Linked DNA regions of Homo sapiens: region 1 is linked to region 2. A link is a contact called in ENCODE Hi-C data. All regions are on one chromosome and are shown on one strand. The core of a region is the stretch at or near the end of the contact, and the rest is flanking DNA. Distances in the headings are between cores, read along the strand shown.

Region 1 (4,650 bases), core at 1,498-3,997, 200 kb after region 2:
CAGCACTTCTTCTTTATTCAACTCTTCATTTCATGCAACAGCTGTTATTGGACGTGTTCACACACAGACTAGGAAATTGTTTGCCACAGAGACAGTTGCAGGAGTAGCCTCAATAAAATAAATGGAAATAGCATTTCTGGATAAAAGAACTCTTCTATTAGATATTACTGACTCTATCTAAATATCTGAGTTCCTTAAAGATTTCTGGGACAGGTCTGTGTAGAAGGGAGGCTCAGTATAAAGGAAGAGGAGAGGAAACTGAATGATCATCAGAGGCAGAGCCAGAAGTAAGGTGAGAATTGATAAATGAACTATTCACAGAAATGTCTTTCAAAATGTAATTATAAACCATTCTTTAGAATGTAAGGTTTTTACACAAAAACACCACTACCTAGTACCTTCTCTCCCAAATGTATGCAGTGACATCGTCTCAACCTGGAACCCTTTAGAGAGGAGTCATGCTAATACTATTACCTCTATAATTTCCAGATGTGATGCAATAACTAAAATAGATCATCCTTTACCAAAGAAGAGAGGCAGAAAGACAGAATCAGGTAAATTAGAGCTGATAGGTCTTGGGACAATTGCACAAGCTCTTCAAACCTAAGTGATTAGAAAGTGTCCATGTTTTTCATTAGTCAAATACTTGCCACATGATCATAAACCTGACCTCTGGTTGATTGCCTGCATAAAGGATTCAGTGACCAAGATGGAAGTCGTTATATTTGTCTTAGGAAAATAAGAAGTGAGCTCACGCATTTTAATTTTAAATCTGCATTGAATAAAAAACTCTGAAAACACAGAGCAAGTTATAAATTCAGGAAGAAATGATTTCCAGGACTCTCTTTCTAAACAGAATGCATTAAAGTAGCTGGAAAATTGTCCATTGTAGAGCTAAACAAAGATGCTTCATTTCTCATCCCTTTCCATTAAGTGAGAAAATAGAGCACGCCAACCAAAGAAATCAAAAATAACTCTCCTCAGCAAGCTTAAGGAACATTTTCCACAGCTTAGGTCATTGGTCATTGGGATCAAATGAGAGGAAATTTTGAGCATTCCACCCAGAGCTCATGGTGGGGTCCACAGTGTGTGTGGATATAGACAGCATGCATTTGTGAGAAATCAGCCTCAGAATGTGCTTGTCAAAGCCAATTTAAAAATATTCTATCACACTGTTAGGAAACACCTCATTATGAGAAGGAACTCTGCTTTGGGGTGGTTGGTATAAACAAACACAACGTTTTAACTTTATAGATTAATGCATACCTGATATTTTGTATAATACTTTAAAGACCGGGTATCTTAGGAGATCTGAGAACATAGAAACCAAGAAACATATTAACTCCTGTAATGGAAATGCATAAAACATAAACTTAATAAGCACCAAGCTACAATGTATTTTTGTGCCTGGATTATCCAATTGAGATATTTACATATATTAAAGTTACTGTCAGTTCTCCATATCACTTTTGTGCTTATAAATCCGGTGAAAAAGGGGCCCAGGCATTAATATATTATTTATTCACTTATTTGCAAGATGTATCTAGCACATAGCCTTTAAATAGCTAACAGCATTGTGTCTGGGCACTCTGCACTTGCAATATTTAACATTAGGTCCTTGGTAACAAGCAAGTAAGTGGGGGATTGTTCCGACTTGTTCGAGTATTGTGGCCATGTGGAGGGATAAAACAATTTGGATTTATTGGAATGAATTCCAATTAGAAAATAAAAGAGTAAACCATGACATGGTTCAAACATTTCTAATTAATATTCTGATGAACGATAATTCTGTGTCCCTAAAGATACTAAATTCATGTTAATATTGGATATAACAGCCCATTGAGACACTATCCTTGGGTGGAATTGACACTGATCACATTTCAAGGTAGGTTTATGGTCAGGTAACAAAATGTTTATGCACTCATACACAGCAATAGCAGAAAAATTCTACTTTCTTTTTTTTTTTCTGATAAGAAGAAACCTCCCAGGACGTATCTGTGGCCCCTTGAGAGCTTCTGGTTGTTTTTCACGTCTGCCTGTATTCACTTCTTCCCTCCATTCCTTCTCTGAATGATCTGTAGGTAAATACCTCAAAATTATTCACAGCATTGTAGTCTCAGCACTGTATTGCTATAGGATGTCATGCTGGGTTGAAGGGTGAGATTTTAGAGGCACAGGGGAATGAAACAAGGTGGCCAATATCACATAGGCAGTTAGTGAGCAGAGGAACCCTCTGAGTTCCTTCCTTCTTGTGGTCATTAGGGAGTGAACATGGACTTGGTTTCAATTAAGGCTTGTGCTGACATCCAATGTCTATTGAAGGACTTTGTGCATATTGCACAATGCTCTTCCGGTTGGGATAGCTTCCTCTGTGTTAGGTGACCCAGTATCCTACTGGAGTCTTTCCTCCAAAATGGGTGGGAAGCAGAGGGTTTTTGTTTGTTTGTTTGTTTGTTTTTTTGTTTCAAGTATATAAGGGAAGAAATCCACTGTTCCTAAAGGAGAAGAGAATTCCTATTCCCAAGTATTTCTTGCAGAGAGAAACACATGTCCACTGGGCTGCTGAGCTCAGGTACTCTGTGAAAGGGAGCTGGGAGTTTGGGCCTTATCCTCAAAGAATAATCGAAAATACTTGCACTCTGCACTGGGTGATCTCACAGTCCTCTCTATCGGTATCTCTGTGGATATGGCTCTTCAGAATCTGCCAGCACCTTGGAAGGACTTCAAACCACATCTTTTCAGCAATGACCTGAGTTTACATGGTCTCTCTGTGACAGCAGCCAAGTGATCTGGCCCGGATTTTTGTTCCATGCCTGAACTCATTCTTTGCTGATAAAGTTAAACCTATTCTGATTGCCTATTTTTGCATCTTGTGCATTCCACAGGGAATTCCACAAGTTCAGGATAGCTCTCACTCAGTACTGCTCTATTTGAAAATGCTACATGGAATCCTGGTTACCACCACCAAGGCTTGTACATCTCTGCCTGTTTTCCTGAAAATTGATCTCCCAACTCATTTTGCCAGGTCATCTAGTTTTGTTCTGAGGTTAAATGTACTCAAAGTAAGAAGAGATATTTTCCCTCTGTATTTATTAGATGAAAGTATTGTGGCCGAAGACATGTCCTGGGGACACACTTTCCTGCTACCCCTTCCCCTTCCTGGTGCACGTCTGCTCTGAAGCACACAGCACACTGTAACACTGCAACATGTCAGAAGGAAGCTGTAATGAGGTGTGATAAGGCCTAGTTCCAATCCTGTATTTAACTCCCCGTTTGCATTTAGGTAAATCTTTAAAATCTCTTTAAACTGCAGGTTCCTCATATCAAGCTCAAGGAGATGTCCAGTGTACTGTGTGGGCAATATATGTAAGAGTGTTTAAAAACATTTTAAAAGGCAGATTAGTACAAGTATAGAGTAGTTTTTGACATAGAGTGGTATACGGCAGTTATAGAACAGTCATTGCTTTTCATTTTGTCTGTCTTTCCTCTCCTTCTTTTTATTTCTGCTGGCTCATCCCTTTTTTCAACTTGCTTGAATTAGTGACATCCAGCTATACATCAGGTATATGGCAAGTCCTGGGAATTGAAGATTAATAACACAGCTCTCTATTCTTCAATAGCTTATAACCCCATCATAGAGACCCACCAAACCAGTGATTACCCTGTGAACACCCTGACAAGGGCATCTAAATGAGCTGTTAGCATCAGACAAGTCTTCCTGGATGAGTTGATATTTCAAATGAGGTTTGAAGGAAAGGATGCAGGAGATAACAAGTTGAAGAAGAAATTGTTCCCATTAAAAGAAAATGGTGCATACAAACGCTCGTGGATAACACAGCATTAAGTATTTGGGAACCTAAATCAGCTGGCATTGCAGCAGCACAATGTATTGGAGAGACAGGGCCGGGAATGAGGCTAGAATGATGGTCAGGGCCCTCACCAGTGATATGAAAAATCTTAGTCTTTATCCAAGGCTTAAACAATGACTTGTTTAAGGAGAGATCAAATCTGTGTCTTGCATGTGTGCATGCCTGTGGGTTGTGGGGACCAATTGCCATATAATATTTTTCATTTTGAGATGATCCATTTGTACTCTCTATCCTCAAATATATAAATTAACTGGTTCGGTGATGTCCTTCAAGGTGATTGAAGTTTTAATCCATCATAAAATGAGAGTAATTTGAATTTCTTAAAATTGGTAGGTGTTTCAGTGGCCTGGCTTGAATTAGTGATTTGATTAAAATCCAAATGTGAGGAAATAGAACTTCACACTCCCAAACCACAAGCACAATAGCCATTCAATTGGACTCATTAGGGCAGTTGTAGTCATTATGTCATGGGACAAATAGGTGTGGTGACTAACTTAAATGACCATTCATGGCATTTATTTTAAAAGAACTGAATTTGAAAAACACTTGTAATGGCTCACTCAGTCATGAATAAAGACACATTAATTTTCACTTAACAAAATATTTAATTCCCTTAAATAATTTCAAAATAAAATGCAGCCATCATGATGAAAAATGGCCCTCCAAAAATAATGATGATTAGGATTAGATATTAATCATGATAGAGATTATGGACCATCACATTACTTTGCTCAATATATTGACTCTGCTCTGTCAATTTCTAGGCTTTCCATATTTTTTA
Region 2 (4,777 bases), core at 2,179-4,678:
AGTTGCAATGAAATACCCTGGCATATTATGTCAGCTTCCAACTGGCCAACACACAGATGCCATGCTTGCTGCTGACGGCTATCAGACGTGTGCCAGTTGGCAGCTTCAGCCACAAGCCATAGATCAAATGGAGATGGAGAAAACATTGCTCTCCATTTTGCCTGCTAAGCCAGTCCTGTTCTCAATTCAAGACTGGAACAGCCCAGTGCAAATCCTTGATAAATTCAGTGAAACTCATATTAAAGGCACCTCTTTATGAACTTCAGTAGCATTGATTACTAATACACCTGTCAACTCCCTGCAATAATTTTGTTTTCATTAATGTTTCTCTACTATAACGTTAAATCTGATAGAAAATCCCAGTTGAAATCAGGACATAGCAACTTTGACATTTTCCTCATTGTCAACTAAGATTGGGGTGCAGAAGAAATGTTTTAGGGAAAAACTTTGAAGCTGGCATTTAAACATTTGTCTCTATTAGTTTGGTTCACTCCTTATCATAAACCTTGGTAATTACATTTTGTACATCCCTCGAGGCTTCAAGACTGACAAGACTCTGTTTAAAGAGAAGGAATGGAAAACTAACATACTTGAATTCAGCTTACTTGATTCGGCTTACTTGGCTGCATGAATTATGACAACATCTTTCATCACTGAAGTAATCTCATATAGTAATGTTGGACAGCATGACAATAAATTGCTTTTATCTTGCCTTTTTTCAGTTTAGAGATTTTCCTTATAGCAAACATTTTTCTGTAGAAACCACATACATTTTTCTTAGTGTTTTTTTTTTTCCCCCAGTAAAAAAAAAAAAGAAGAAAATTGAGTAAATGGATGTTTTTGCATCTACTTGGTATTTTGTATTTCCATGAAGAAAATAAATGTTCACATTTCCTAGGCTTTTCTTGATTCTGGACATTTATTCTTACCACATGCACAGAGAGTTCTTTATAGTATTTCTCTTAAAAGGGCCTAACCTTCTGCTAAATATAGGAAGTGAGGGATGAGTCAGGATGAGAGAACAAGAAAAGAGATAAGATGAAAATATTATGCTACCTAAAATATTTTAGGCAAGGTTTCTGTACAGTATAGTCTTGGTAGCTTTTGATGCTGTTAGCTTTTACTATAGTATGAGCTGGTTCTGTTTGTATAGGAAGGATTTTGCTTTGTTCCCCTATTGCTTGAACTAAGAGAGAAATTCTAGTTTATTTGTGTGTGAATTAGAAGTAGCAAAAGCACCACTCAACATTAAATCAGACTCTCTTTGTATGAAACGGCCATTTTGATTCTAATTTTCTTTGACCAGGATGAGGCATTCATTCACAGCAAAGTGAGTAAATCTCATAATAATAAAAATGACAGATGTTAAAGTATCCAGTTAAAATAAAGTGAGTGCAATTGATTCTTTTTTCCATTTGGACCTTTGGTGCTTTGACACATTTGGGACCTGTTAAAGTTGTTAAAATACTAGTATGTTTTAGGTGTTTTAAATATGTTACCTTATTAATTCTAATGATAATTCTCAAGGCAAACATGGTACTGTTTTCATCCCCATTTGTAGATGAGAAAACGGAAGCAAAGAAAAGTTAAGTGTTTCTTCAACTTAACAAGTTGATTACTGGTGAATTGAATCTAGGGAATCTGACTCCAGATATCTCGCTTTTAAATGGATGCTTTATGGCTAAGGTTCACTTGCTTCTTTGCAAACAAACAAATCCAGTGTTTCTGTTTCCTCTTGTAGGTAACTGTCTATTGACTTAATATTACAACAATCCACATTATTTCAACATTTCTTAACTTTTCTTTTCGATCCTTCTTGAGTGGCAGGATTGTTGAGTAGATAAACAAAATGTAATATGTTCATACAATGAAATATTACTCAGCGATGAAAAGGAATGAAGTACTGATACATGCTACAACATGAATGAACCTTGAATACATTATGCAAAGTAAAAGAAGCCAGGCACAAAAGGATACATATTGTATGATTCCATTAGTATGAAATGTTCAGAATAGACAAATCTAGAGACAGAAAGTAGATAAATGGTTGGCAGAGGCTGTGGGGAGGGAGGCAATAGGGATTGGCTGCTAATGAGGATGGGTTTTTTTTTGGTAAGACAACTACTATTAGGTCCCTGCTCCAGTCTTTGTCTCAGAACCAAGTTTTGGTATCAAGACAACCAGAAAGAAATATCATCCTTCTGTGGCCTCACGCAGTGAAACTTCTGCGAGTGACAAACTTTCCCAAAGAACCCACGGTAGTCTTTGCATCTATATACTTATACTAAAGTTTCCCAAATAATTAATAAGCATTTCTCACCCACAGGTTACTCATCTTAGGGCTTAATTTGTAAAGCTTCTTGAAAGCTTTGGTATCCAAAGTGTGGCTCTAGGCCTACACGGCCACTGCTTAGAAGCATGTTACAAATGTAAATTCTGGGGCCTCACTTAGGCCTATTGAATTAGAGTCTGCATTTTAACAAGGTCCTTAGGTGATTCCTGAGCATCATGAAGTATGAGAAGCTCTGCTTTAAAGAACAGACATGCCTACACTGCCAGAATGTGATTCAAAGACCAAAATCCCACCTCTGCCAAATATTGGCCATGTAAATGTGAGCAAGTCGTATAGAGACTGTGAGCTTCAGTTTCTGCATCTGTAAAAGAGATCACATAACCAACAGCACAGGGTTGTTGAAGGATGATAGTAGAACCCATGAAAAGTATTTGAAATGGTGCTGGGTATACGTTGTCAAAGCAAGGCTGACCCTGTGTGGACGTGACTTTTGATGTCAGGATGAACTCCAGAGCAAGGGCAACCTCGTCTTTTTGGTCCTGCCCTGGGACTTCCCCAGGCCAGAGTGGCATGGGTGGCAGTGGAAGTGGGAGGTGAGGCGGTCATGCATTTGTGGTGGCCAGGGGCCTGGAAAATCTGATGTCAAGGAATGTCCCAGAAGCAGGAGGAAGGTTGACAGGGCTCAGGGAGAGACCCGCTTCCTTTAGCTTTATCAGTATATTCACACACAAGGATTTTTGCACATCTAGCCTCAAACCAAGGGACAGTCCAATGAGAGAATTGAAAAGGGGAAATGTAAGTCAGCAATAAAGGACTTAAAACATAAGAGAGAGAACTAAGAAGGTAGGAAAAAAGGAGTGATAACCACACCCAGACTCTAAAAGAGCTCTGAGGATAATCAGTTTAGCCCGCAGCAGAACCTATTGTACAGGCAGATCTTCCCGGTCTCTGCCCCTGTGGGGTTTGCAGGTGAATGCATTGATAGAGGGGGAATTTTCCTATTGCCACTAACAGGCTCAGGACACATTTTCAGAATGCATTATAAAAACAGCACTTCCTCAGCGTCCCTCACTGTGGTCACACTTCCTGATCAACATGGATTTTGTTATAATAGTTTCTCTCTGTTGACAGAAATGTAGCTGGCAAACTCAGGCAGCCTGCAGCTGGATCCTGAGCCAAAACAAACACACCCTTTGGCTCCTCCTAGCTCCAGATGATTGTAGTTTTTGACTAGGTGCCCTGGCAGCCTCCATGGCTATCATTGTTATTATTTCAACTTATTGTAAACTTTCTAAAATAATTCGAGTAAAGATATATATTCCATGATAGGACAAGGGTCAGCTAAGTTCACTGTAAGAGGAGAAAACACAGAGCGAGGTGTAAAGCTGCCTGGGGCAGTGTTCTTTAGAAATAGAGATTCATGACCTTCTAGATCCCCTTTCCAGTGTCCTGTTGCCTGAACTGTTTTTCACATTATAGGGGCGACATGATACACTGAGTGTAAAATATGCCAACATGATCTAGAATCTACTGGTTATTTTTGCACCTGGTTTTAATTCTGGCCACCAGAAAGTAAAATAAAATAAATAGGATCTTCAGTTTCATTTTTTAAAATTTATATTATTTCTTTTTTTCATATTTCTATTTCTATCTCTACTTTCGTTTTGACATTTCTATGTATTAGATATTACCATGAACTCCTGAAATTGTGGCAAATTGAGTGGGTAGTAGAGTTAAAGTCTCTCTCTGCCTTTTTCCAATCTGCTCTCATTTTCACTTATTTATGTGCTTCTTCCCCCTGTCTCTGACACACGCCAGTGCCTCCCAGACTCCTAAGCAGGTGTGTATGTGCTGGAAACTTCCACCAGGGCTTCCCCATTGTGTCCTAAATCCCACTTTCCGCCGCGCTGCTTCCTCACCCTCTCTGTCTGTTTCCTGCATCTATTTCTGTAACTTTCATTAAACACTTGTTGTCTGCCTTGGGTTGTTAAGATGCTGGCTTCTCTGACCAAAAGGTGTTGTCACTTTTAAATCTTCCTTGTTTGCATCCTCATTTGTCCTGGCAATGTTATTTTGCACTAAAGAGACTGTGAAGATGAGTTTATAGAATTCCTTAATTCCATGATATCTTGCTCTGGGCCACTAAAAGGGGGATGAAAGAATGTGATAATACATCTTTATTATTTTCCAAATGCTAAAAGAGGTAACCAAGCTCATGATATTTCATAGAAATCCTCTACTGAAGTAAACGGAGACAGTGCCACGCAAACCGACAATTAGTTCCCAAAGACCTGAGTCCTCAAGTTGGCTTGTCTTCCTTTTACTCTATGTCTTAAGTTTGTGGTACATATACACCATAGAATACTATGCAGCCGTAAAAAAAATGAGATCATATCCTTTCCAGGAACATGGATGGAGCTGGTAGCCATTATTCTTAGCAAACTAATGCAGGAGCCAAAAACAAAACACTGCACGTTCTCACTT

What was found. Hi-C counts contacts between places; a loop is a spot of excess contacts on that map. Pooled maps may share reads with other maps.
Region 1: a loop to region 2 is called in a map of cardiac septum, with 6 times the contacts of the local background. The contact joins two enhancer-like sites. A Hi-C loop is called at or near these places in 3 of 168 maps with a recorded cell type or tissue (Right ventricle myocardium inferior, cardiac septum and heart left ventricle) and 5 of 50 pooled maps.

Annotation. Positions count from the first base shown.
Region 1 is chr6:22,665,729-22,670,378 of GRCh38, forward strand. LINC03005 (long intergenic non-protein coding RNA 3005) reads right to left here. Exons shown (of 3, transcript NR_134614.1): 2 at 1,267-1,311. All of the region lies in intron 3 of LOC102724736 (a long non-coding RNA gene), which reads left to right. Among named protein-coding and RNA genes, the nearest start is that of LINC03005, 50 kb to the right of the region's middle. Within about 2 kb of position 2,748, at least 2 of the 41 ENCODE cell types and tissues checked have a DNase peak (open chromatin) inside an H3K27ac peak, as active enhancers do.
Region 2 is chr6:22,467,788-22,472,564 of GRCh38, forward strand. All of the region lies in intron 4 of LOC105374971 (a long non-coding RNA gene), which reads left to right. Among named protein-coding and RNA genes, the nearest start is that of HDGFL1, 99 kb to the right of the region's middle. Within about 2 kb of position 3,429, at least 10 of the 41 ENCODE cell types and tissues checked have a DNase peak (open chromatin) inside an H3K27ac peak, as active enhancers do.